4 separate regions of the Homo sapiens genome follow, and regions 2, 3 and 4 are each linked to region 1. The links are chromatin loops, found by intact Hi-C in ENCODE. Cell type or tissue: endothelial cell of umbilical vein. All regions are shown on one strand. Region 1 overlaps KCNH5 (potassium voltage-gated channel subfamily H member 5). Region 2 overlaps RHOJ (ras homolog family member J). Region 3 has its middle 23 kb from the start of LINC00644. Region 4 has its middle 39 kb from the start of LINC00644.

Region 1 (5,000 bases):
CCAGCACTCCCAATCTATTTAACAATTGAAGAAACAGAGGCTGGCCTTGTCTTTTTACCTGAACCCCAAGAAAAGCTCTTTCTGATACAATACCATTTTCTTCTTATGAAAAGGTCAGATCTTACAGTGAGAGTCAGCCAAACATAGACATAGATATAGAGAGATACCCAGATAATACACAGTCACATAGGTAAACACTCAGCTGGTCAGGCATCCACCCAGAAAACTGAAAAGAGGAATATCCTACTTCTTCTTTTTTAGGATTTGTCTGTAAAGTGTGTCCACCACCCTACAGACAGAGAGGAAGCAATCTAACTCTTTTTCTCTGTCTTGCACACAAGGAGCAAAACAGAGATGTAGGAAACAAAACAAAACAAAACACACAGAGCAGAGAGAAAGGGGTGGGGTGGGAGAGAGAGAGAGAGAGATTATGGGACATGCAAGGGAAATGGACACAAAGAGAAAATGTCAGACATTTATTTGTCCATGGGTATCACCAATGAACTGAAATCTCAGCCAGTTACAAATTTACCAGAACATTTTTTTGATGATGTGAAACAAAAAAGCAAGAAGTGTGGCATATTTGAATATCAATTTTATACCTGAGGATTTCTTAATAAAGTTCCAAACTCCTCAGATGCAGTTTCCCAGAATACCAGCACTGTATTCTGTACTCCAGAGTGGCAACTATAACCTATGCTATTATTTCACACCTCTTGAGACTGGATTTTTATTTTCCTTATTTAGTTGACTCAGTCTGTTATAAGCGAGCATTGCAAGTTGTTACTGGTGATTCAAAGTCTATAAAATAAAATAATGAGGGCCATTGAGTAGGATGGATACACACACCCTTTATAGCCAAATCTCAAAAGAAGCAAGGAATTCTTTTTAGTTTAAAGATAAAAGATAAGATCATTTCTAGACAAAAGGAATTATAATAATTCTTAGCATGTGATTCTAGTAAATATAGAGAACATTATTACTCTAAGAAGTTGTAAAGTTTAAAGTATAAATGCTATAGGACGGCTTAGACAAACTTTTGGCTAGTACGATCAAAATAAGCCATTAGTAAGGGAAGGTTTAGAGGACTATGTGGTGAGTTCATTACAGCTGAGCAATGTCTCCCAGAAGGCCCCTGCCTCAAGGGCTTACAGACTAGATTTGTGTCTAGAACATTATTAGGATACCTTCCTTTATTTAAATTTCAATTATTTATGCAAACTATTAATCTAAATTGGGCTCTAGGGAGCAATAAACTTGTGGGTAGAGGTTAAGTATCTGGAAGAAAGTAACTGTTTTTAGGACTTTTAGGTTAAAATTTAGATTCAAAAGACAAAAAATATTTCAAAGACCTTCAACCTGATTTTGTCTTTGGGCAGCACATTTTACTCATATGTTGTCTTCAATTCCTTAGCAAATAGGCAGACATGATTAGTTTGAGTGACAGTAAGCTAGGTTGCTATTTTGAAAATTTTAACTACAAATTAATACCTTTTAACTAGAAATTATTATTATTTAATATTTTAAGCTTTATGACAAATTGGAAGTTTATTTTAGTTTTGTGGAAAACTAGAAGTGTTTTTCTTTTTGGGGAAAAAAGGGGTTCAGGAAAGAAGAAAACAGAGAAGGTAGTATTTTATGAACCACTTACCTTTCAAGAGAAGAAACTCAGTATCCTCAATTTTTCATTCTGCTTGAGATAGCTGGTTGCACAAGCACTTTTTTTACTCAGCTATCTCTTACTTGTAGAAAAGTCCAAAATTATTTTCATGCTGAATTGACATTTGTACAAACTGAGGTCTTAAAAGAAACCTATAAGAGAGGAAGCAGAACTAGTGATCTGTAAACAAAACAAAAAAGGAATAATAACTTTTACAATTAGCCAATTTAAAAGAAATAATGGAAAACAAATGGACATTATTTTGGTTGTTGTTGTTATAAAGTTATTGACATTTTTTCTTGAAAGGTTTTCTTTAATATCTAAGACACTATTCAGGAAATACTGATAAAACCACACAGTGTTTTTGAAGCACTGGTTTACTCAGGTCTTATAATGTACCACTTTAACATTTAAAATATCAAAGAGGTTGAAATTATACTGACCACTTCCTAAATTATATTTATACATAAGCCACAAGATTGTCCCTTGCATTAGATTCCCACACTGTGTTATATAATGAATGCAGCACATTGCTGATAGAGGGATGCTTATTCTAAGATACTGTTATCTTCACTAGAAATTGCCCTCTTTGTTTATCTTTTGCTTGATTCCAGAAGTAGGATGTGTAAGACATCCATCTACCTAGGCACCTTGTAACTGACTTACTAAAAGGATCATATAAACATTATTTTTAATAGAAGGGCGTAGTTATGATTATTTTAATTGATAGCGACTGAGTAGATTTCCTAAAGAAGCCCTTTAGTTTAGTCAGTGTTTATCTTTTTCTTTCCTTGTGAGTCACAGCCGAGTTTCTTAGCTTGGAGGAACAATGCTTCTGCATTCTCCAGAGTGTAGCCTAGGAAAAGGTTGTGCTGTTCACCAAAGTACTGTAGTTAGTATTTACCACAAGAGGTCACTCTGGGTTCTGTCACAGGTGAACCAAGTAGTTAATATTTTTCTCTTTTTCTGTTCTCCCACCTCCCCCTTCCCCCACCTTGCTTGCCACCCCCCAAATTTGACTGGGAGGGAGTCAATGTAGTTAGTTGGTGCTCTTGGAAGAAAATATCTAAAATGTAAGACATGCAGGAAAGTTAAATGAAAAAAGGTATGTATTATATTAATTATTAGAATTTATTTTAGTTGACAGTGATCAACATTTTATAACTACACGAAAGTGATACTGATAAAAATTGTTTCTGTAAAGAGATGGATTTAAATACATTTTAGACTAATAGAGCATTTTCTTTAGCAGATAAAATTTTATGGTAATACGCAATTTCAGCATTTCATATACATACAGTATATGAAATATAAAGTCTTGCAGAAAAATGACCTGTACATAATGCTTCATATTGAGCCACTTCAACAGATTTTTTCTCTATGAGACATCTTTATATAATTTATATTGAATTGGTGAAGTAGAATCAGTTCATAACAGTGCTTTAATTTTATCAAAAGATAGTTTACAGATTTATAGTTACTTCCTCAGGATGTTATGTAATCCTAGTATTTTATTTTTACCCAAATTTTAAAAATTAAATACAGAGCTAAATTGTTTAAAATTATTAAATAATATTTTCAAAGTTTTTTAAATTATTAAACTCCAAAAGACAGGATTGGGAGTAGACTGTTTTAAGAGGTTTTGTTTCCTCTTAGTCAGTAAATCTGAATTTTGGTTTAAGGCAATTCTTTTTTCTTTTTGGTGGGTTAGAAACCATATAGCAAGAGATACTTTGAAATGTTCCACACAATTTTGGTTTTAATGGGAAAAATTGAAACATGTCTTAAAGTACTTTTATAAATACAAGAGACGTGTTGTGAATCAGATAAACATGGATAACAAATCACAATCCAAAACCAGTGGCAATTATTGTTGTGGAAATTGAGGTCAAAGAAAGTAGTGTTCTAGAAAGTATTCTAGAAAATGGACATTTATGAAACAAATTCCTTTACCAATAGCAAAGCAGAATGTAAAAAAATCCTCAGCATTTTCCACTAAATAGTCTAGCTTTATAATACATGACATGAGTCCTTTTCATCATTTAAAGATAATTAAAAAGAATCATTTAAATATTCCTATTTTATATAATATAGAAACTAATATATTAGAAAGGCTGAGTCTTGAAATATATTTGATCAAATGGAGGCAGTAATAACTATTGTCACATAGATCAGTGTGTATTTTAGACATCATTTTAGTGTTTGGTTATATGTGGATACTATTACCTAGTAAAGAGACATATTTATATACATTCTAGATAGTAGTTTTGTGATATATTAGGTTGACAAAAGAAAAAAGAGGAAAATTAATGAGCACAGTAATTTAGAAAGAAAGTGTGGTTAGAAAGCTATTGGAAATTTTATTGAAAATAGATTTCCCTCTCTCTTTGGGTCTGGTCCCATTACAGAAATATAACTATTAAGTACAAAGTCATATGGATCTCAAAAGATACGCAATTTGAGATCTGAGCTTATGTGCATAATCATAACAGCTTGTAGATATAAGGACATATAATTGGGAAGTCATGAAAATTTTGGTATATGAACTAAGCTCCCTGAGGATATGGGTCATATCTTAAAAAGACTTTTATGTCCTCCACTGTGCAGAGCACATAGCAGTAAGTATTCGTTGAATAAATGCTTTTTTGATTTTTGTCTCCTAAAGTAACCAAGACCATAATTAATTCTTTCCCCAAGCCAATGCTGATTAAATCTATTAAGTGAGCTTGAATAAGTAATTACATAGTTTAAACTATTTAGTTAATCAATGCATATATCTGAAAACAGAAACCACACTGCATAGGGCAAATCAGATGGTACTTCTGAGAGGATGAGAAAGGAATATGAAATGGATCCCATGTTCACTTCCTATTCCAAATTGAGGTGCGGCTGAAATATTTTCTACCATTTTTGTTTCAGTTGTCAAGAGCTTGAAAGCTGGACTATTTAATACCAGAAAGAACTGCTTAAAAATTTGTAGATTCTAACTAAATTATTTTAACAACTTTGCAGTTAGCAGTTATTGATGGTGAGTTTTATCCCTGGGAATCAATCCTTACCTGCTTAAGTACCTTCTGAGTGAGTTTTGCCTTGGGGAGCAGCTTACAGCCCTGTGCAGTATGCAGCAGAAGAGGAAAATGAGTTTTAGATTTTTAGAGACTGCAGGGCCAGCCTCAGGTTGCCATATCTAACTAAAAATCGAACAACTCACTTGGATTGAGGGGAAAAGTTAACCTTTGTCCTGATCTTTTCTGTAAGCCCTTTTTGGTCTGCTGGCATTTATTTTTATTTTTTAAATTTGGGGGAAAATTAAAGCACAATGATTTTATTTTTATACATT
Region 2 (5,000 bases), 240 kb before region 1:
ATGATGTGTGTGCACTATATATGTGTGTATACTATATGTGCAACTAAACTTATATGTTCACACCTATGATATACATGTATTCATAGAGATGGGTTAATAAATAATTAACTCATTTATTAGGGGCATGACTACTCTTCATGAAACATTTCAGAAACTTACAAAACATGTATGTGCTCATTGCAAAAATGCAAACATTGAAGAAGTACACAGAGTTGAAGTGAAAGCTTGTTTTCATCCCTGATATGATGTCTAATAGTATTTCCTCTCCCCAGAGGGAGCTACTGCTTAAACATTGTCCTTCCAAACATTTTATTTTACTTTATTTTATTATTTGAGATGGAGTCTCAATCTATTGCCCAGGCTGGAGTGCAATGGCGTGATCATGGCTCACTGCAGCTTCAGACTGCCGGGCTCAAGCGATACTCCCACTTCAGCCTCCCAAGTAGCTTGGACTACAGGCACATGCCACCACACCCAGCCAATTTTTATTTTTTTTGTAGAGATGGGGGTCTCACTGTGTTGCCCAGGCTGGTCTTGAACTCCTGGGCTCAAGCAATCCTCCTGCCTCAGCCCCCGCCAAAGTGCTAGGATGATAGGCGTGAGTCACCATACCTGGCCCATTTTATATTTATGTATGTATACCACATACACATGTTTAGTTTAAAAACAAATTGATTAAATTGTTCATATTGTTGTGCCACTTGTGTTTTTTAAAACAATATATCATGGATATATTTTTAATATCAACCTTTCTATTGACTCTAATAATATATTTATTAGATAACGGGTTGATGGGTGCAGCAAACCACCATGGCACGTGTATACCTATGTAACAAACCTGCACGTTCTGCACATGTATCCCAGAACTTAAAGTATAATAAAAAAAATTTTAAAAAAGACCAGAAAAGGAAGTACACACATGTGCACACTACATACACATGAGACTGAAAGGAAGTACCTTAGAATGTTAAGTATGGTCCACTCCTGTTGGTGGGCATGCATTGATCTATTGTTTAGCTACTCAGAGTATGCAGAACACGGGACTCAGTATATGTGGCCACTACTGCTACTACTATTAAAACTTAAGCACAGGTTTTAGGTACCTAATGCAAAATGCAAAGCAAGAGGGCAATGATGCTGAAAAGTAAAATCCTAAAAAATAAACCCAAAACAAAAAAAACCCCCACTATTGTGGCTAATTTACCACATTTCTAGTCAATAATTGGGAGTTGGGTGCACAGCTGAATAATCACTGGTCATACTGGGAAGTTGTGCCAGGTCTACTGGGTTGCATCTCAGCCAAGTTGTGCCTATGTCTGTGTGTGTGTGTGTGTGTGTGTGTGTGTGTGTGTTTGTGTAGCTGGTGAGGCAGTGGAGAAAGGGATAGCTAAATTCTTGGCACTACCCTCTCCTCTTTACACAACTAGCTCTGAAAAACAAACCTCCTCTTCCATGGTCTCCCCACTTCTCTCTTTTCTCTCTGGAGTGTTCCCTTAAAGAGCAGCTGTAAGGCCCGTGAGCCAAGAAGTCTCCTTCCCAGGCTATAATCTACAGCTGTTCACCACACCACCTGCCCTCTGCCACTGCATGCTCCCATCTGGATTGTCATAAATGGAGTAGGGACCATGTTGATTTTTTTCTCATCCCTACAGGTACTCTTTCCGCAGTAAATATTCAATAAATGCTATTGACAGACTGGAAGAAATGACCTCTACAGTGACCTGCAAATGAACACGTGGCACTTCTGTGGGCCATTTATTGCAGTGACTTTTATTAGAATCACCTGGGGAGCTTTTAAACCATCCTGAAGCTCTGCTAATCAACTCCTTGCTCCACCCCCTTTTCTACTCTGGAACCAGCTAAATTAGAATCTCTGGAGAGTGGGCCTGCGTATCTGGGAGTTCTGACTTAATTGGTTTGGGGTGGACCTGGAGTTGAGAACACGGCTGTACTTCACTATCATCTCCAACATTAATGGAGGATGCACCCAAGGGGTTATTGCTAAAGGTCAGCCATTGTTTCAAACTCTTATGTATGTTCTCATTGCATCCTCCTGATGGAACTGGAAGGATGGTACCATCAACATTCACATTTCATAGAAGAGGAAGTTAAGGTTTAGAGAAGTTCCATGATGGGCCAATGTTACAGAGTTCATAAATACCAGGATGGGGTATTTAGCCTAAATCCAGCTCTGGCTCTCAATTGTGACCACACTGTTTTCTGCAGCTCAGAATTTAAAGTGACAGATTAAGCATTTTCTTAACTCACTTATCTAGGAATCTTGACTCATATGTTACCCAGCAATCAAAATGTTTGACCACAGGATGGATCATCTATTTGATGGCCTGCATCTGCTTCAGATTACCACTGGATGGCAGCAACACTGTATATTTAAAACTTCAAAGCCAAAAACCAAAGCAAAACATCATCAGGAGAAATGTCACAACTAGATTGGGTAGGAACAAATAACTGTTGTTAATAGTCGGAAAGGAGTATGCTTGTCTGATTTTTTAACCCAGTGGCTATCAAAGGATTTCTATTTACATTATGGAAAAGTTGGAAGACCATGGGTTGCTGGGTTGACTGTAGGTGGGGCAGGTGAGAGAAGTCTGTTTCTGATCATTTACCCTCCTGGCCCTCCAGCTGAGTCGTTTTTGATAGTGTCAGTCACTGGGCTCACCGTGCTCTGTATTCTGGATCTCTCTTCTGTGGAAACCTTAGTCCTGCTGTATCATTCCATTTAAAAAGATTTCGTGCCTACTGAATGCGTAGCACTGTTGAGGATGCTGTATGAACTATATAAGGTGAATAAGAATTGGCAATTCAGTTGGGGAAAGAAAATGAAAATACATGAAATTATTCGATTTATGTGGAAGTAAGACAGGTTAAGTTTCTCTTACTCTTTGCTGGCTAATCTCAAAATGGAATGATGTAGAATAGTTATCTGACTGAATTGGGAAAATACAATTCCAACACTAGAAAAGGCCTTAAAGATTAGCTAATGCAGTGGTTTCCAAACTACGCTCTTCAGTCCAGCAGCATGGGCATCACCTGGGAGCTTGTTAGAAATACACATTCCCAGGTGCCACGCAGCCCCCGCCCCCCCCCACCGAAGCTGAGGCACTGGGGGAGAGGCTGCACCATCAGTGCTGTAACAAGCCCTCCAGGTGATTCTGATGCAGCTCAAGTTTCAGAACCACAGGTGACTGTTCTTCCCTCTCCCCTGAGCCAGTTTTATGGTTTAAGAAACAAAGGTCTAGACAGATGGAGTAATTTAACCAGGACAACAGAGCAAAAATACTTTTAAAGAAGGCTCACACCTGGGCTATTGGGAGCTAACCCTGGGCTACAGCTATAAAATATGGTAAAGGGGTCAGGATTAATAAAAGAAAGTGTCCCCTTGGGACTGGGGGTTGGGGGGAGTTGAATTTGTGCCAGCTGGTAACTTAATATTTTTTCACAAGGGAGCATGCTTTGGCCCTGGGTTAGATGGTAACAGGTGGAGATGATGTCAAGCGGCTACGAGAAGTGGATAAGTGGTTTAGTTGGTATTTGAGGCCCTTTCTAATGCTGAAATTCAGAATGGAAAACAGGTGCTTATTTGCTTCTTGAAGAGACAGCGTTTTAATCTAAAAGAGAGGCTCAAATGGGGCTTTGGAGGTAAAGTAGACAAAGAGGCTAGGATTGGGGAGTGCAGGGAAGGATTTGGGGCAAAGTAGGCCTTTGAGTGCCTTTAGCCCAACTTCACCCTGAAGGCAAGAACATGTTCAGTTTGAAGGCAGATCTGGTGCTCTGGGGTGACTGTGGGTGATTATGAAACACGAAAAGTTCAGAGAAAGTGTTAGCATCAGATGCGCCAAACACCTGGGCCCTAAATATTATAGGCTGCATCATGACACAGGTAAGTGAAATTATTTTCTAGATAGCACTTCTTAGACACTACATATATTTGCATCACCTGTGGACCTTGTTAAAAATGTAATTTTGTTTTTGTTTGTTTGTTTGTTTTGAGATTGGGTCTCACTTTCTGCTCACACTGTAGTGCACTGATCATAGTTCACTGGAGTCTTGAACTCCTGGGCTCAAGTGATCCTTTCTCCAGCCTCCCAAGTAGCTGGGACTACAGGTATGCACACCACGCCTGGGTAATTAAAAAAATGTTGTAGAGATAGGGTCTCGCTATGTTGCCCAGGCTAAAGTGCAAATTCTTATTCAGTAGCAGGACTGGAATGGAGCCCAAGAATGTGCATTTCTAGCAAATGTCCAGGTGATGCTAGTGCTACTGGGTCCAGGGGCCACACTTTGAGCAGCAAAGAGAGGCGCTGAGCTCCTCCCACCCCGCCATACCCACATTAATTTGGAAATAGAATTCTGCTTCCAAGTCTTGGGTTTAATGACATTTATCTCAGATTTTTTGGTACAAGTCTCATTTTCATATTCACCCATAAATCAGGCTTAATTTGAAAAATGTGGGCACCATGTATAGTGTGCGTGCATAGCATGGTGCTTAAGAACATGGGTGGTGGGTAGAAATTCTCTGGGTTTGTGACTATGGTGTGATCCTGGGTAAGTTCTCCATGCCTCCCTTTCCTTATCCATAAAATGAGGCTAATAGTGCTGGCCTTATGAGTTGTTATGAGAATAAAATACGTTAATATTTGCAGCCACTTAGACCATTGTCTTGAACATAGTAAGTACTTTAATGATCCAGTAAAAGAGTCCGTCCTCCAGCCCATATCAACAACAGCTGCTGGTCCTGGAAGCATTTCCCTACCCTTATTGGATGCCAGGGCTGATTCAGAAATTAACTTTTTCTGAACTGAGTAGTAATAAGACCCAAATGTTTGCAAACTCCAACTGCAACTCTCAGTGTTCCTACAGCTCTCTTTTTCATAATTTGGGGAGAAGTAAGATTGTGTCCTGAGGTTGCTTTTACTAAGCAGCTGTCATGTGGGCAAACTTCTCCCTAATCTCCCAAATTGCCTACTCCTGAAAATCCC
Region 3 (5,000 bases), 880 kb after region 1:
CTGTAGACAGCAGGCTTGGAATGGTGTAGCTGTACGCAGAGGAGGGCTGTGCTCCAGGCAAAGGACACCATCTCCTGTCACTCTCCATTTTTGTGATTGAGTTTGGTCACCAACTTGTCTAAGTTGAGCCTCATAATTGTGATTTGTGCACTTTTCTATACATTTGCTTAGAAAGCATACATTCTTTATAAAAAATGTCCAACTTCACATTTTCTGTCAAATTACCACCCACCTTTCATTTCCTGTTCTAAGACAGGTTTATCAAAGAGAAATGTAGCACCCCATTTCTCCATCTTCCTCTCCTTCCTTAACGCACACTCAACAGGCTGCTCGCCCCACGGTTCCCCCATAATTGCTGAAGCTATGACCACCAACTGTTAAGCCAGTGGACCCATGTCAGTCTTCATTTTATTTGACCTCACAGCAGCCCTCCACACAGTTGACCTCTCTCTCGTTAGGTTTCTGTGACTCTATACTTCCTCAGCTTTCCTCCTACACCTCTCATCATTGCTTGGGATTCTTTGATTATGCATCCTCCTCTACACAGCTTCTAAATGTTGGAGATATATGCTAGTAGTTCTCAAACTTTAGCATGAATCAGAATCATCTGGGGAACTTGTTAACACTCAGATTGCTGGGCTGTGCTCCCACTTCTGATTCCAGTGAATCAGAAACGTGCATTTCTAATAAGTTCCCAGGTGACACTGCTGCTCTAGGGATCACACTTTAAGGACAACTTTCCCACCTGACTTTCTTCCAGACCCCAAATCTATATATTTGACAATACTACTTGGATATTTCTCAGGCTTTTCCATGCTACTTGTCCAAAACTGACATCATGAAATTGTACCCATATCTGCTTCTCTTCCAGTTGCCCATGGTCTTAATAAACTCAATTACTTACTGAGGCCACAGACTTGGGTGCCATCCTTGATTATTCCCTCTCCTTCACTCTTCATATAACTAGTTACTACCTCATGGCTCCTCTACCTCCTACTTATGTCTCAAATCCATCCCTTTTATCTCCACCAGCACTAAAACCTTATGCCTGGAAGGTGGCATAGCTTCCCAACTAGTCTCCCAGCATCTGTACACTGAACTGTTCTCCACATATCTGCCAGAGTGAGCTTATCTAACTCAAATTGGATCCCATCACGTTCTTATTTTAAACCTCTGCATAGTTTCCCAAATGCTCTTAGATAAATGCAAAGTCCACAGTACAGCCTATAGGCTGTGGGAGATTATCTCTAGCCTCATCTCATGCCTCTCTCCATTAGGCACTGACTGTCCTGGGCCCACCCTGTTTCTCACATGTACTCAATTCCTCCCTCCTGGGGCCCTGTGTGCATGGCTTTCCTTCCTGCCCGACTCTCTTGCCCTTCTGCCGTCACCTCATTAACTTCTGGTCATTCTTGGCTTCCCAACCTGCGTTGTTTTAAATTCTGTAGGTATTTAAATTCCACAAGGATTTAAAACACCTGTACTTGTTCTTCATGATTCTTGTCAAAAATATTTTTGGTAATTAAATGGCATTTCATTTGGTTCTGAACTATGAAAAAGCAGCAGCCCTGTCTGTCTTGCTTGTAGTATACCCCAACTATAGTTAGCACTCAATAAATAATTTTGAAAAAAGAATGAATGAATGTGTTTGAGAGCACAAAGGAAAAACCTACTGTCTCTGGACTTAGAGGTGCTCTGCAGAAGATGAGACATGTGAGTTGAATTGAGTCTTAAAAGATGCACAGTAGTTTGCCAGGTGAACAAAGTCTCTGTAGAATTTTCTCATAGTGATCAGCCCAAAAGAGTGACAAGATTCCTACCTATGTCTCTCAAAAGTGTTTCTTCAGTGCTATAAGGAGGCTTTGGGCTGCCTGAAGGGTGGCCACTCATCCAGAAGCTTTTGTGTTCAGATTCAAATCCTGTTCCGTTTATGCAGGAGAGAGACTGGGTACAGGAAGAGAGGTGAGTGAGAGGTTTGCAGGACACACCACCAGACCTGTCCTCAGAACAGTGAATATTCCCATGCCCACAAATCAGAAAGAACCCAGGGATAGAAAATCCACTGGAGAGTCATGGGATGAGGAGGGAAAGTGAGGGTATCCCCCTGCCAGGTTGACCTGAGAAATTGAGAGTAAGTGTGCAAGGGTAAGGGACAAGACAAGAACTTCATCTATGGGGGTTTATTTTCATCTTTTCAAGCTTCAAGATCTGCAACATCCTGCACCCTTGTAAATAGTTACCACTTTCCTAAGATTAATGTCACAAAGGGCGAACGCCAGGGTAGGACTCGTTGATTCTTGGCCTTGAATAAATAATGCCTTTTAGACGAAAGTTATGTGACTACTGTATCCCCATTGTTGTCTCTCTTCTAAGTTTTAGTAGATCCACAGGTAATTGGGAAAACGATTGTTATGCATCTGTTCCACGGCAGAGCAGGCTTTTAAACTAATGAAACATCGCCATCTAGAGTAGAATGGCTTGTGCTGCAGCAAGTCACCCAGAAAGAGAACCTGACCACAGAATCCTAGAATCACACAATTGCACGTTGGAAAGTGGTTCTCTGGAGTAATGTGGAAAACTTTACCATTTTGGGTCCCTTTTGAGCTGGCAATGCCCCCTTTCAGGAATGTATTCAATGAAATTTATTCCCAAACTGGAATCAACAAACCACTAGAAAGCATGAGACATTACAGACCTGTAAATTCTAAAGTTTGTGAAATGATGGATGTATTCAAAATTAATTAATGGATGCACAAACAGATTTATACATTTCTTATCAGAGAGATATTTGTAACGGCAAAAATCTGAACTAATAATCATGTTCAACAATGGAGAACTTGTTGAATGGATTGTGTAACATTTTATAATCACCAAAAATAGTATTGTAGAAGAATATTTAATGACTTAGAAAGTTGTCACCACAAATATATAAAGTGATTGTGTGTGTGTGCATGTGTGAGTGTGTGTGTGTAAAAGCCAGGTTTTACAAAAAAAAAAAAAAAAAAAAAGGCCAGTATGTCCACTATCATTTTGCTTTAGGAAGGGAAAGAGAAAAAGAAGAGAAAGAGGAGGGGAAATATATATATCAAAATACAGATAGTGATTGAGTGGTGGATTAAAAGTCATTTCTAGGCCGGGCGCGGTGGCTCACGCCTGTACTTCTGCCACTTTGGGAGGCTGAGGCGGGCTGATCACCTGAGGTTGGGAGTTCAAGACCAGCCTGACCAACATGGAGAAACCCTATCTCTACTAAAAATACAAAATTAGCCGGGTGTGGTGGTGCATGCCTGTAATCCCAGCTACTCGGGAGGCTGAGGCAGGAGAATCACTTGAACCCAGGAGGCGGAGGTTGCAGTGAGCTGAGATCGCGCCCTTGTACTCCAGCCTGGGCAACAAGAGCGAAACTCCATCTCAAAAAAAAAAAAAGTCATTTCTATATTCTTCTTTTTTCTACCCTATATTTTTTAGGTTTTCCACCATAAACATCATGTTATTATTGAATTGTGTTTTTCTAACAGAAATAAACACAGTAATATAACAAAGAGTTTATAAAGACAAACCACTCCACTGCAGCTCTAAGCACTCACCTGCACCCAAAATAATACCACAGTGGGGAGAATTCAATCTCAGTCATCAGTGGGGGCACACACACATGTGCACACATGCACACACACACGCACACACATGCACACATACACATACATACACACACATACTCACACAGCTGTGGCAAAGCAGTCCCAGGACCTTAGGTAGTGGCAACAGGCAGGGAGGCCTCCTCTGGTTTAGGAAAGAAGAGCCCTGTTTCAGCTTGGTTTACCCTCTTCAGATCTAGCTGTTTCAGGGAATGGAAATATTTTATATAGCCAAAGCTCCCAAAAGCTGCTGTCCTGCCTCCCACAACCGTCTAAGCACTGTATACCTGCCTGCTCTTTTCTGGGCTGCATAGACCTCTACTCCCCTTCCAAGTCCAAAGGAAATCTTTCCTCCCCAATTTTTTGAAAACTTGTCCACCATTGTATTCCACTGAATACCTGGAATGGAGATTTTCATTCTCTCTTATATTCACGTCAGACATATTGATCAGTCAGCATACAAATGAAAGTTTAGTGCTCGGCAATTCCTGGGACATGAACTTAACGTGTAGGTAGGACAGCCGTTCTAACTGGGAGGGAACTGGTTAACGAAAGTAAGCCCTTTCCAGCACTACAGCAACATCCTCAGTGCCAGCAGGGAAAACATCAAAGAGGTCAATAAGACAACCCAGGTGGATAAAGGAATTGACTGGATCACATCAGGCCTCAAACACTAGAGGAGAGGGGGAAGAAAAAAAAATTTTGTTCCCCTTTATTTTGTTCCAAATTTTGCCCAAATTTTTGTTCCCCTTTATTCTTATCATTGGTGCTTTCTGTCCTTCTTGATGGTGTCATTTTAATGTTTAACACCACACTTAGTCACATTCCATATTCCCTTTTGTATTATAAAGGTTGCCAGTCTTCTTTTTACCGGCCATGGAATTGTTCAATTTCCCATTCTTGCAATATAGCCTGTCGGGGATCTTAACATTTGCTTTGTCTATGGATGTTGCATGTTGGGAAAGCCACTCTCAGCTCTGAGCAGTAATTTCAGCATCTAGAGTCCTGAAGGAAGCCATCAAGTATTAATTGACCATGATTAGATGTTGTATACTACTAGAGCTGAGAAGAAGATAGAAGTCACTGACGATGAGCTTCCTGAGTACAAACACTGCTAAGGGAGTGAAGGCTGCAATTATAAACTGCAACACAGATCAAGTTACCATGAAGTTACCAACTTTTTACATGGCAACAGGAGGGAGGCCTTTTTACAAATTTTTAAAATTTTAATAATTTGTAAAGACTATTTTTAAGTATCACAGCATCTACCACTGCCACAATTTCATAGTTACCAAAAATACCAGGATATTAAATTGAGACATGCTAATCAGCTGCTCCTATTCATTTATTCAACAAATACGTATT
Region 4 (5,000 bases), 860 kb after region 1:
AGGTCCCTCTTGCAGAGCCCTAAAGGACTCTCACCAACACCACAGCAGGAGAACCAATACCCTGGGCAAATGACTTCCTGCCTGCAGAAAGTCTCTTAGAAGAGAAGGTTCTAATTCTAGTTAAAAGCTCTCCCACCTCGATCTGCTCGGAGCCCGGATTTAGGCTCTGATTCACCATCTCTGCATTCCAATAGCATGCAAATAGCACCAAGAGCTGGAGTCCATTAAAAAAAAAAATTTTAACAGATTTCTTAAGTGGTCATAAATCTTGTTTCTGATGTGTTTTGTTTCTTCCAACAAGTACCTTGCCATTAATGAAAGAATTATTTTAAGGCAATTTAAGATCCTAAAATTTAATCAAATTTCCATATGACTTATTTTAGCAAATTGTTATAAAACAGGCAGTAATTAGCAGGAGGTGACCACCATGGTAAAGGATCCCTGGAAGATGATACTGTTCTTTTCACACCTGGGCAATTTGATTGACCTTCAGCGTAGGTGACCCCTTCATCTTTTTGTCCCCTTGTAGTAGTCATGATGGCATGGTTGAATACCCCATATTTGTGAAAGTGTCCTTCTTTGTGCTCACAGAACATATGGCTGAGGTCAGAGAGATGACTTGAAACAACCTTGAAACACAACTAACTAGGCCATTGTGGAATCAAGCCTATGACCCCAGCCTTTCAAACCTCAGCCTCTAATAGACTCAACCAGCCAGCCAATGTAGGGGATAGAGCACTGCATTACACTGTGTAAAGGCAAATCTTGGGAAATCTAAGGCTGTTAGTGTCAAAGGCACAGAAGCAAGCATCAGGCCCTATACTTCTCACCTGCATAAAGGAGTAAAGCCTGCAGAAGTTAAGCAACCTGTAAAAGGTGATATAATTAGTTAATGCCAGAGCCAAGGCCAATGTCCAAGTTTTAATTCCTAGGTTTAGAACTATTTCTCTTTAACATTAATTATGAAAATAACTGTAATGTGTCTTCATCAAAAACTAAAATAAGTAAGTATAAAGACCCTTAATTTTACATATGCAGAAAAATAACCACAGATTATTTCAGTTTTCCTATGAAATCATCTATAACAATTTATTCATGATTTACCATGTGTAGAGTATGTACTGTGAGTGTGGGCGTTACTAGACCCATTTTAGAAATGAGGACCCTGAGGAATTGAGTGTTTACCCATGTTCATGCAATGAAGAAATGGCAGAGTCTGAAGCCAGCTTACTCTTTTCTACCTTCGAAGTGGACCATATTACCCACTATGCTACACCACCTCTTAGAGCATCACCCACCACGTACAACTGGGTTTTGTTGGGGTCCTGAAGCTAGCTCAAGTTCCTGCCAAAACTAGATCCTCATCCCTATGACCCTGCCCCCGACCACCCCCACCCACACACACACTGCTGCCCACCTTCACTGTCTAATGTCAATTTACCATGGGAATTTTCTGTGTGTTCTAATTAGGTTCAGCAGGGCCCTTGCCTAAAAGCTACCTAGTGGCCAAATGCTGCCCATTAGAAAGCACATTCCTGTAGATGTGAAGTATGATACCTAGGATGTCTTCAGAAGGACAAGAAAGTCTGTGGAGCCTGTTGGAGGACTGGATAAATGTACCACTTCCTTTGCAACTTGGCCACAAAGCCATCCAGCTTCAGAAGACAAGGGAAGAAAAAGAGTTTACCCAAGCCCCAAAGTTCTCCTCCATGAATCCCACTTCCTCCTTCTACCTCTCACCTCTCAAATCTCAGATACTCATCAAGGCAATTGCTTCAGATTCCTTTCAATTCCCTTCTTACACAGCTGAGGACCCAGATGGAAACATGAGCCACTCATGACCATACAACTTAGCCTCCACCCAAGCAAGAACACTTTGAGAGTGTAAGGGGACACTATTGCTAAATGTGTTGGCCTATCAGACATAAGATAGGCTATCCTAGTCCACCTCAATGTATAATCAACCTGTCATACCTCCCAGTCGCCTTCTCTGCAAAACAGTTTTTAATGGACTGCTGAGGCAAAGGGCACAACTGCAGCAGCAGCGCTTTCCCAGGAAGGGCATCTCCCCAGGTGGCTGCCGTTACTGGCACACAGAGTCTGCAAGGGCAACAGCTGGCAAGGCAGGTTGGCTCACTTTAATTCAAATTGAACTCCTTCTACTGAAATCTAGTTTATTCTGAAAGAGGTGCTGAGGATATTGTTCGTGGAGCTGCATTTCTCAGCAAACTAGATCCAAAAGGCACCAAGTGGAAAAAGCAGGACACCTGTGAGCCATAACACAATTTGGCTGAGACACTTATTGCTACCAAGAGAAGAGCAAATGCAAAGGTTTGCTGCCACCTGCTGTTGCATATTCATCCTTGCTAACAAGATGACAGCAGCTGGGCTTGAGGCATTTGGTGCTTTGGGACATCTCCAGGAACCCAGACTCCAACTTACTCATACCAGAGCTGAACCACGGGGCCATCAAGCATGTATTTCACAAGCATTTATTGTGAACCTTCTGCACCCTAATCTAGGGAAGGAGATAAAAAGATGATTGAGATGAGACTCCTGCCCGTGCTGAATTTAAATCTATGTCATGAGAGGACAGAGAGCAGGGCAATGAGAAGTTGAGGGCAGAGATATTGTCTAAAATATCTTTGCATCTTCCAAAAAAAGAGTTTACCTTGTGATGTGTCAAAATGATTATTAGCTACCCAAGGAAGATGCACGTTCTAGTAATTTTTCTTTCATTTTCATTAGAAATCGATGAATGTGGTACACAGGAGCTGGTCCTAGAGAAATCTATGAAGTAGGGGTTATCTTCACCCTTTCCTCATGATCCCTAGCCTTTTGTCTTTGTTTCTGTCATATCCAGGGACCCAGTGGTATCAGATTAGGACAGGGACATTGATTTTTTTCTCATTATAGTCCTTTAACTTTTAAATTCAGGGGTACATATGCAGGATGTGCAGGTTTGTCAACATAGGCAACCATGTGTCATGGGGGTTTGTTGTACAGATTATTTCATCACCCAGGTATTAAGCATACTCTCCATTATTTTTTCTGATCCTCTCCCTCCTCTCACCCTTCATGCTCTGACAGGCCCCAGTGTGTGTTCGTCCCCTCTTTGTGTCCATGTGTTCTCATCATTTAGCTCCCACTTATAAGTGAGAACATGCAGTATTTGGTTTCCTGTTCCTGTGTTAGATTGCTAAGGATAATGGCTGATACGGTTTGGCTGTGTCCTCACCCAAGTCTCATCTTATAGTTCCCATAATCCCCATGTGTCATGGGAGGGACTCGGTGGGAGGTAACTGAATCATGTGGGTGGTTCCCCCATGCTATTCTCATGATAGTAAATTCTCACAAGATCTGATGGTTTTATAAAGGGCTTCCTTCTTTGCTTAGCTCTCATTCTCCTTCCTACTGCAATGTGAAGAACATGTTTGCTTCCCCTTCTGCTATGATCGTAAGTTTCCTCCCCACATGGGAGGTCTCCCTAGCCATGTGGAACTGTAAGTCAATTAAACCTCTTCCTTTATAAATTACCCAGTCTTGGGCAGTTCTTTATAGCAGCAAGAGAATGGACTAATACGATGGCCTCCAGCTCCATCTATGTTCCTGGAAAGAACATGATCTCATTTTATGGCTGCAGAGTATTCCATGGTGTATATGTCCCATGTTTTCTTTATCCAGTCTATCATTGATGGGCATTTAGGTTAATTCCATGTCTTTCCTATTGTGAATCATGCTGCAATAAACATACACATACATGTGTCTTTATAATCGAATGATTTATATTCCTTTGGGTATATATCCAGTAATGGGATTTCTGGGTCAAATGGTATTTCTATCTTTAGGTCTTTGAGGAATTGCCACCCTGTCTTCCACAATGGTTGAACCAATTTACACTCCCTCCAAAAGTGTAAAAGTATTTTTCTCCACAACCTCACCAGCATTTGTTATTTTTTTGGCTTTTTAGTAGTCATCCTGACTGTTGTAAAATTATATTTCATTGTAGTTTTGATTTGCATTTCTCTAATGATCAGTGATGTTGAGTTTTTTTTTTCAGGTGATTGTTGGCTGCATGTATGTCTTGAGAAATGTCTGTTCTTCAAAGTGTCCTTTGCCCACTTATTAATGGGGTTGTTTTTTCCTGTAAATTTAAGTTCCTTATAGATGCTGGATATTAGACCTTTATCAGGTGTATAGTTTGCAAAATTTTTCTCCCATTCTGTAGGTTGTTTACTCTGTTGATAGTTTCTTTTGCTGTGCAGCAGCTCTTTAGTTTAATTAGATTCCATTTGTCAACTTTTGCTTTTGTAGCATTTGCTCTTGGCATCTTTTGTCATAAAATCTTTATTTGTGCCTATGCCCTGAAGGGTATTGTCTAGGTCGCCTTCCAGGGTTTTCATAGTTTTAAGTCTTTAACCCATCTTAAGTTAACTTTTGTATATGATATAAGGAAGGGGTCCAGCTTCAACTTTTTGCATATGGCCAGCCAGTTCTCCCAGCACTATTTATTGAATAGGGAATCCTTTCCCCATTACTTTTTTCTGTCAGGTTTGTTGAAGATCAGATGGTTGTAGGTGTGTGGCCTTATTTCTGGGTTCTCTATTCTGTTTCATTGGTCAATGTGTCTGTTTTTGTACCAGTACCATGCTGTTTTGGTTACTGTAGCCCTGCAGTATAGTTTGAAGTTGGGTAGCATGATGCCTCCAGCTTTGTTCTTTTTGCTTAGGATTGCATTGACTATATGGGCTCCTTTTTGGTACCATATAAATTTTAAAATAGTTTTCTCTAGTTCTGTGAAGAATGTCAATGGTAGTTTAATGGGAATAGCATTGAATCTGTAAATTGCTTTGGGCAGTAAGGCCATTTTAATGATATTGAGATTTCTTATTCAAGAGCATGGAATGTTTTTTCATTTGTTTGTGTCATTTCTTCTAAATACATTAAATCCTTTCTAAGGACTTGAAAGAGGAGGAAGAGCATGTAAAAGGAGCAGTGCA

Evidence for each region. A loop is a pair of places that touch in the nucleus more often than their neighbours do. Peaks named below come from ENCODE experiments on the same cell type or tissue, not always from the same donor. Only the 100,000 strongest peaks of a DNase experiment are listed, where the experiment ranks them.
Region 2: it touches region 1 in a loop (4-fold over the local background); 13 of 110 quality-filtered maps call a loop at or near these places.
Region 3: it touches region 1 in a loop (8-fold over the local background); 23 of 110 quality-filtered maps call a loop at or near these places.
Region 4: a loop joins it to region 1, with 7 times the contacts of the local background. A loop is called at or near these places in 27 of 110 quality-filtered maps.

What each region holds. Positions count from the first base shown.
Region 1 is chr14:63,037,548-63,042,547 of GRCh38, reverse strand. The region is part of intron 1 of KCNH5 (potassium voltage-gated channel subfamily H member 5); the gene reads left to right. Among named protein-coding and RNA genes, the nearest start is that of KCNH5, 5.4 kb to the left of the region's middle. In endothelial cell of umbilical vein, no CTCF peak of the experiment used is centred here; a DNase peak (open chromatin) is centred at 2,517; H3K27me3 peaks cover 448 bases.
Region 2 is chr14:63,274,319-63,279,318 of GRCh38, reverse strand. All of the region lies in intron 2 of RHOJ (ras homolog family member J), which reads right to left. Among named protein-coding and RNA genes, the nearest start is that of GPHB5, 42 kb to the left of the region's middle. In endothelial cell of umbilical vein, a CTCF peak has its summit at 2,354 (motif pointing right); a DNase peak (open chromatin) is centred at 2,398.
Region 3 is chr14:62,160,641-62,165,640 of GRCh38, reverse strand. No RefSeq gene overlaps it. Among named protein-coding and RNA genes, the nearest start is that of LINC00644, 23 kb to the right of the region's middle. In endothelial cell of umbilical vein, a CTCF peak has its summit at 2,470; a DNase peak (open chromatin) is centred at 2,420; H3K27me3 peaks cover 40 bases.
Region 4 is chr14:62,176,919-62,181,918 of GRCh38, reverse strand. No RefSeq gene overlaps it. Among named protein-coding and RNA genes, the nearest start is that of LINC00644, 39 kb to the right of the region's middle. In endothelial cell of umbilical vein, a CTCF peak has its summit at 2,349 (motif pointing left); a DNase peak (open chromatin) is centred at 2,338; H3K27me3 peaks cover 412 bases.